2 separate regions of the Homo sapiens genome follow, and region 2 is linked to region 1. The links are chromatin contacts, found by Hi-C or POLR2A ChIA-PET in ENCODE. All regions are on one chromosome and are shown on one strand. The core of a region is the stretch at or near the end of the contact, and the rest is flanking DNA. Distances in the headings are between cores, read along the strand shown. Region 1 overlaps LOC107984831 (a long non-coding RNA gene). Region 2 holds the start of REXO5 (RNA exonuclease 5).

Region 1 (3,805 bases), core at 972-3,471:
TGTTCTTACATTTTGATAGTACCTGGACAGATATGAAAGTTAAAGTAGCTATAAATGTACAGAACTTTAAATGTCCACACGATTTGAAGAAAAGGAGCAGTGCTGTTTCTTTTCAGGGTTTATTGATATTCTTCCAATCCATGGCTGTTTCTATTTTAAATTTTAGTCTCTGTTTACAGGATGAGTGATCTTTTTTCTGATGTGTACTGGGAACCCCTGATTTAGAGCTCATTTGTAGCTTCTTAGAGCCCTACCTGTCCAGAGGCGGTTGATAGTTAAGAAAACCCATGGACCAGGGCTCTGAGGTGTCTGAGCCAGCCAGCCACTCAGCCTCTAATCCAGCCTCTTGGCCAGCCAGCAGCTCAGCCAGCCCAGCCTCCCAGCCCTCTTCTAGGTCAGACTCTCACCCAGCCATTCGGCCAGCCTCCCAGCTGGCCTTTAAGACAGCTAGCCTGTGGGTCTCTCTGCCAGCCTCCCAGGCAGTCTGTTGGTGAGCCTTCGAGGTAACCTCTAAACCAGGGAGCCAGCCCACCTCTGGGCAAGATTCCAAGCCACCCCCTTGGCAGATCTCTCAGCCAGCCAACCTGCCAGCCAGTCTCTTAGCAAGCTTCTCAACCAGCCAGGCTCTCAGGAAGTCTCTAAGCCAGCCTCTCAACCAGGCAGCCTCTGAGCCAGTCTCTCAGGCAGCCAGCCTCTCAAACAGCCTCCCAGCCAGCCTCTCAGCCAGCCTCTCAACTGCCCTTTCAAGCAGCTAGCCTCTCAGCCAGCCCACCTACTAGCTGGCCTCCAGGCAAGCCTCTAATCCAGCCAGCCTCTCAGTAACCCTCTAAGCCAGACTTGCAGGCAGGCAGCCTCTCAGCCAGCTTCCCAGGCAACCAGCCTCTCAGCCAGGCAGCCACCCAGACTGCATCTTGACCAGCCTTCCAGATAAACCCTTGCTCAGCCTGACAGCCAGCCAGCCTGACAACCATGCTCTAGGCAAGCCTTTAATACAGCCAGCTTCTCAGCAAGCCTCTAAGCCAGCCTCTCAACCAGGCAGCTTTTGAGCCAGGCTTTTAGGCAGCCAGCTTGTCAAACAGCCTCCCAGTCAGTCTCTCATCCAGGCTCTCATGCATTTAACCTCTTGCCCAGCCTCCCAGGTGTCCTCTTGGCCAGCCTATATGCACCACCTTTGCCAGCCTCTCAGTCAGTCAGCCTGATAGCCAACCTCTCAGCAAGCCTCTAAGACAGCCTCTCAGCCAGGCAGCCTCTCAGCCATCCTCTCAAGCAGCCACCCTCTCAAACAGACTCTTAGAAGTCTCTCAGTCAGCCGTCCTCTCAACAGGCCTCTAAACTGGCTTCTCAGCCAGGTAGATTCTCAGCCAGACTTCCGCTCAACCAGTCTCTCAAACAGCCAGACAGCCAGTCTCTCAAACAGCCAGACAGCCAGTCTCTCAAACAGCCAGACAGCCAGCCTCTCAGTCAGCCTGCCTGCCGGCTTCTTGCTCAGCCTCCTCAGCCAGCCTCTCAAACAGCTTCATGGCCAGCCTCTCAGCAAGACAGTTAGCCAGCCATTGTCTCAGCAAACATCTCAGCCAGCCTCTCAGTCAGGCAGATTCTCAGCCTGGCATTTTCTCAGCCTGCTTCTCAGCCAACCAGTCAACCAGCCTCTCAGCTGGTTTCCCCAGCCAGCCTGTTAAACAGCCTCCCAGACAGCCTCTAGGCCAGACTCCCAGCCTGCCTTTTCCCCAGCCTCCCTTGCAGCTATCCTCTGGACCAGGCTATGAGCCACTCTCTCAGCCAGCAGGACAGCCAGCCTCTGAGTCCGTCTCCCAGCTGGCCTCTTGACTGGCTTCCTAAGTGGCCTCTATACCAGCGAGCCAGCCAGCCTCTCAGCAAGCCTCCCAGCTGCACCATTGGCTGGCATCTCTGCCAGCCAACCGGCCAGTCGGCATCTCAGCAAGCCTCAGCCAGCCATCCGCACAGCAAGCCTCAGCCAGCCAGCCTCACAGCAAGCCTCTAAGCCAGCCTCTCAACCAGGCAGCCTCTCAGCCAGACACTAAGTCAGACACTCAGTCAGACAGACCGCCTCTCAGCCGGAAAGCCTGCCATCCAGCCTCACAACAAGCTACTTGGCCAGCCTTTAAGATAGCCAACCAAGCAAACTCTCAGCCAGCCAGCCAGCCTGCCAGCCAGCTTCTAAGCAAGTAAACCTCTCAACCTGCCTCTCAGCTGGCCTTTAAGTGAGCCTCTCCACCAGGCAGCCTATGAGCCAGCCTGTCAAGCAGCCATCCTCTGTAACATACCACCAGGCTCTCGGAAAGCCTCTCAGCCAGCCAACCTCTCAGCAAACCTCTAAGCCAGCCTCTCAGCCAGGCAGAAACACAGCCAGCCATCCTCTCAGACATCCTCTCGGCCAGCCTCCAAGACGCCCCATTGACCAGCGTCTCAGCCAGCTAGCCTGCTTCCCAGCCTCTTGGCAAGTCTCTCAGCAAGCCAGCCTCTCAGCAAGCCACTAAGCCAGCCTCTCAACAACGTGGTCTCTGAGCTAGCCTCTCAGGCAGCCAACCTCTCAACCTCCCAACAAGCCTCTCAGCCAGCCAGCATCTCAGCAAGCCTCTAACCCAGCCTCTCAACCATGCAGATTCTCAGTCAGCCATTCTCACCTCCACCCTCTCAGCTAGCTACACAGCCTGCACTTGGCCAGACTCCCCAGACAGCCTCTAAAACAGCCTCTAAACAGCCTGATATCCAGCCCCCCAGCCTGCCTTTTCTCCAGTCTCCCATGCAGCCATCCTCTGGACCAGCCTATCAGCCAGCCTCCCAACCATCAAGGGAGCCAGCCTCTCAACCAGCCTCCCAGCGAGCCTCTTGACCAGTGAGCTAGATGGCCCTTCGACCATCCTCCAAGTCACCCCCTTGACTTGCCTCAGCCAGCTAGCCTGCTAATCAGGCCCTCAAAAAGCCTCTCAGCTAGCAAGCCCCTCAGCAAGCCACTAAGCCAGTCTCTCAGCAAGGAGGTCTCAGAGTCAGCCTCTCAGACAGCCAGCCTCTCAAACAGCCTCTAAGCCAGCTTTTCATAAATCTTCTAAGCCAGTCTCTCAGCCATGCAGATTCAGAGCCAGCCCCCCATCTGTCCTCTCACCCAGGCTTCCAGGCAGCCTCTTAGCCAACTTTCCAACCAGCCTCTCAGCAAGCCTCCCAGCTGGACTGTCGGCCAACCTCCCAGGCGTCCTTTGGCCAGCATCCCAGCCCGGCATTGGCCGATCTCTCAGCCAGCCAACCAACCAGCCAACCTCTCAGCAAGCCTCTCAGCCAGCCAGCCTCTCAACAAGATTCTAACCCAGCCTGTCAGCCAGGCAGATTCTCAGCCAGCCAACCAGCCACCTCTCTGCTGGCCTCCCCAGCCAGCCTCTCAACCAGCCTCTTAGCCATCCACTCGGCAAGCCACCCAGCAAGTCTCTTGGCCAGACTGCCAGCCTGCCAGCCTATCAGCCAGAAGGCCTGTCATGCAGCCTCACAACCAGCCCCTCTACCAGGCCCCCAGCAAACCACACAGCCAACCTTTAATACAGCTAGTCAGCCAGACTCTCAGCGAGCAAGCCTCTCAGGCAGCCACCCTTCATCCAGCCTCTCTGCTACCCTCCCAGCTGGCCTCTCATTGGCCAGCCTCCCAGGTGGCCCCTTGGCCAGTTCCCCAGCCAGCCACCCTCCCATCCAGACTTTCTCCCAGGTACTAAGCCAGCCATACTCTCAGCAAGCCTCTCAGCCTGGCAACCTCACAGCCAGGCTCTCAGCAAGCCATTCACTCAACTTGCCACTCTGC
Region 2 (3,805 bases), core at 715-3,214, 190 kb before region 1:
TCAGTGCCCCAGCACATGGCAGACAATAAAAACCAATGAATAGCTGGGTGCAGTGGCTCATGCCTGTAAGAGGCAGAGACAGGAGGATCCTTGTCACACCACTGTAGTCCAGCCTGAGTCCAGCAGAGCAGAGACCCTGTCTCAAACACAAAAACAAACAAAAAAGCCCAATGAACGACTGAAGGGATGAATGAAGTATATTTAGTTCTCAGTAAATGGTAAGGATGATAGGGATAATCAGCCTTTTTATTCCCCTATTGCAGCGGTCCCCAACCGTTGGCACCAGGGACCGGTTTCGTGTTAGATAATCTTTCCACTGACTGGGAGAAGGGCTGGGGGGATGGTTTCGGGGTGATTCAAGTGCATTACATTTATCATTAGAGTCTCATAAGCAGCATGCCACCTAGGACCCTCGTATGCAAAGTTCACAATAGGGCTCACAATAGGTTTGGCACATTCCTATGAGAATCTAATGCCTAGGTGGAGCTCAGGGGGTAACGTTCTATCGGCCACCGCTCACCTCCTGCTGCTTTGTGGCCCGGTTCCTAACAGGCCAGCTGTGGACAGTGGGTTGGGGACCCCATGGACAGGCAGGTACTAGTCTGTGCACAGGGGGTTGGGGACCCCCGCCCTACTGGAATGTAAACTGCACGAGGGCAAGGAATTGTATTTTTGTGCCCCAGGATATCGATGAACATTCCTATTATGTACAGGCAGTTTTTTTTTTGTTTTGTTTTTTGTTTTTTTTTTTTAAGAGATGGGGTCCTTGCTATATTGCCCAGGCTGGTCTTGAATTCCTGGCCTCAAATGATGCTCCCGCCTTGGCCTCCCAAACTGCTGGGATTACAGGCGTGAGCCACTGCACCCGGCCCACCATCCCAGTTTTTTTTTTTTTTTTTTTTTTTCTGAGACGTGATTTCTTTCTTGTTGTCCAGGGTGGAGTGTAATGGCGTGGTCTTGGCTCATTGCAACCTCTGGTTCCTGGGTTCTAGCGATTCTCCTGCCTCAGCCTCCCAAGTAGGTGGGATTACAGTCACCCACTACCACGCCTGGCTAATTTTGTGTGTGTGTTTTTGGTAGAGACGGGGATTTCTCCATGTTGACAAGGCTGGTCTCGAACTCCTGACCTCGTGATCCGCCCGCCTCGGCCTCCCAAAGTGCTGGAATTACAGGCATGAGCCACCGCACTCGGCCGACTCACTATCCCAGTGACAGCCAATGACAGCCTTGTTGCAGGAAGGTGGTATTACACTCATTCCCATTTTAATGATCAGGGATCAGGTTCGGAGAGGCCAGGGCGGAGAGCCCGCCCGAATCCAGTGCCCCCGACGGCGGTTGGGCGAGGGTCCGGGAGCTCCAAACCGCCTAGGGCCGCCTGCTCGGGATCCCCGTTGCTCACCTTGGCCTCGGGCTGACTCTCCTCGAGATCCCAACCGGCTTTCATCGCCTCAGCTGCCCCGACCAGCTTATTTGGGGCCTGCCTGCTTTCCCTGACCTTCCTGGGGTGTCTCTCGGTCCCTTCCCTCTCTGGCTCCATGGCTGTGGAGAAAGATGAGGTAGAGCTGGGGAAACTCCAGCGCCCCTATTCCCCCGCGTGCCGCCTCCTAGCGGGAGAGCTACACGGGCTTGACAGCTTTCAACCTCCCTCGGATCCGCTTCTCAATTCAGTTTACCGAACTATCCCCGTTCCCCTAAAAAAGCGAAGGTGCCAACGATCTCCCCGTTCCGCGGACTGGACACCCGCGCCGCTCTAACCCAAACGGCTTTACCGTCCGCATCGGTTACCGGATTCTCAACGGTTCCCCAACGGCTACAACGGGCGTCTGCCTGGCAAAGAAGGAAGGTGCTGCCGAGCGGCTTCGCCGCCTAAAACCACTCCCCACGCCCCCTAGCCCGGGAAACGCAGAAGAGAAGACGGGCGGGGAGCAGAGGTTCTCCCCTCCTTAGCCACAGCTGCCAACAACAACCGCCCCTCAGCCTCGCGGGCTTTTTGAACGGACCGGAAGTAGAAGTCGAGCGACTTCCGGCAGCTGGACTTGGAAAAGCAAGGAGTGTCGGGAATGGCGACCAAGCGGCTCGCGCGGTACTCGAGGGAGTTCCGGGTCGGGGGCGGGTAGCTCCGGGTCCAGCGCTGGCGTTGGCCGCAGAGCAGGGCACGGCAGGTGGCATCTGCGGTGAGGGCCTCTATTCCCCGCAGCCCCGGCGTCTGCGACCTGCCCTCTCTGGCACGGTTGGAAAGGCGCCTCCCTGGACCTCGGTCTTCAGCCTTGGGCCACCTTCTACCCGAGGGTGACAGGAGCCCGAGGCGGACGAACCCTGGGGCCTTGACTGTGTGGCCTTGAGCCAGTGCCTGCCTATTTTAGGCCTTGGGAAACGACTGGACGTGACAGTGCCCTGCAGACTGGTTGGAGGTCTCAGGCAGGCCACACACTGAATCTGTCAAGGTGTTCAACCTGTTCGAAATGCTCGTTCCTCGGTGCTGTAAAGAAATAGAACTTAAACTTAAATTTAATTTATTTAGTAAGGCCATTTTTACTTCCTGCAGAAAGGGTACACTCGCCAGCAGTTTTGCCAGGAGAGTACACTGAACAAAGGAGACAGGGTCATTTATAACGTGGCGCGTCCACCCTACTGCTGTGTCCGGTTTCCTTTGGCTGGAACGGGACCTCACATTCTGTATTTGTCCCGACTGACTAGCAACATAGAACTTTTTAAAAGAGGCAAAGGCAGAGGAGAACAAAGGAAGAAGGAAGTAACTTGTGGAATGCTGAGAAAGGTAAAAACACTTTTAAGTAAGGAAGAGGAACAGGCTATGACCTAATGTTTGATTGGACCAGTATAAGCATGCCAGGGCAAATATTTAGGCTAAATTGTGGGAGCTAAGAACATAAAGTACATTGATTTCTTTATTATATCTAGCAGATATTTAAGAATGTTAGCACAGGTCTTTGAATAAATTTTGCTCTAAGAGAAGTTACTATTTATTCCTAATTAGACGGGGAAGGAAGTCTTTGAAGAGGAACCTCTACTTTTTACAAACCCATTTTCTAGTGATCTTTTTTTTTTTTTTTGAGACGGAGTTTTGTTGCCTAGGCTAGAGTGCAGTGGTGCGATCTCGGCTTACCATAACCTCTGCCTCCCGGGTTCAAGTCATTCTCCTGCCTCAGCCTCCCAAGTAGCTGGGATTACAGGCATGCACCACCACACCCAGCTAATTTTGTATTTTTAGTAGAAATGGGGTTTCTCTATGTTGGTCAGACTGTTCTCGAACTCCCGACCTCAGGTGATCCACCCGCCTCAACCTCCCAAAGTGCTGGGGTTACAGGTGTGAGCCACGGTGCCTGGCCTAGTGATCCTTTTAATTCACAATATGAATTATTGTGTCCTCCCTGATTCCTGGATGCGCTGTGCATATTTCTGATTACTAGAAAGATGTAATATAATAGCAAATAGCATGAGCTTCAGAATTGGACAGTCTTGGGTTCACATACCAAAGCTATGTTCTTTGGCAAATTAAGAATCAGTTTTCTCATCCATAAAATATAGGTAGGAAAAGTTTCTAGCTACTACACTTGTTGAGGATTAAAGGAGGCCATCATCTTAGTTTAATTTTAGTACCTGCTATGTAGTAAGCAGTCAATAAATGATATTTATTATTCCCAAATCCTGGCACTTCCCACTCTTAGCAAACACAGAAAACTACAGGAGGTGTCTGCCTAGTTAAAACTCTACCTGCTAATACCAAGTAGTTTGTTTTACTTGCACTTAAGACCTCAGTAAGCTCTTCTCTTTTTTTCTTATTTTA

The links. Hi-C counts contacts between places; a loop is a spot of excess contacts on that map. ChIA-PET counts read pairs that join two places held with the same protein, here RNA polymerase II (POLR2A). Pooled maps may share reads with other maps.
Region 2: a loop to region 1 is called in a map of ascending aorta, with 2.8 times the contacts of the local background. The contact joins the promoter of REXO5 here to the enhancer-like site in region 1. A Hi-C loop is called at or near these places in 2 of 168 maps with a recorded cell type or tissue (aorta and ascending aorta) and 6 of 50 pooled maps. POLR2A ChIA-PET finds 5 or more read pairs at or near these places in 2 of 52 experiments (Panc1 and activated B cell).

Annotation. Positions count from the first base shown.
Region 1 is chr16:20,611,712-20,615,516 of GRCh38, reverse strand. It overlaps LOC107984831 (a long non-coding RNA gene), which reads right to left. Exons shown (of 3, transcript XR_001752102.1): 2 at 1-22. Among named protein-coding and RNA genes, the nearest start is that of ACSM2B, 37 kb to the right of the region's middle. RefSeq lists an enhancer at 1,247-1,746. Within about 2 kb of position 2,221, at least 7 of the 41 ENCODE cell types and tissues checked have a DNase peak (open chromatin) inside an H3K27ac peak, as active enhancers do; they include ascending aorta, where a contact is called at or near this core.
Region 2 is chr16:20,804,686-20,808,490 of GRCh38, reverse strand. REXO5 (RNA exonuclease 5) reads right to left here and starts at 1,964. Exons shown (of 20, transcript NM_030941.3): 1 at 1,786-1,964; 2 at 1,400-1,539. The coding sequence starts at 1,537. ERI2 (ERI1 exoribonuclease family member 2) reads left to right here and starts at 2,019. Exons shown (of 9, transcript NM_001142725.2): 1 at 2,019-2,083. The coding sequence starts at 2,061. RefSeq lists enhancers at 1,160-1,299, 2,020-2,129, 1,878-2,823.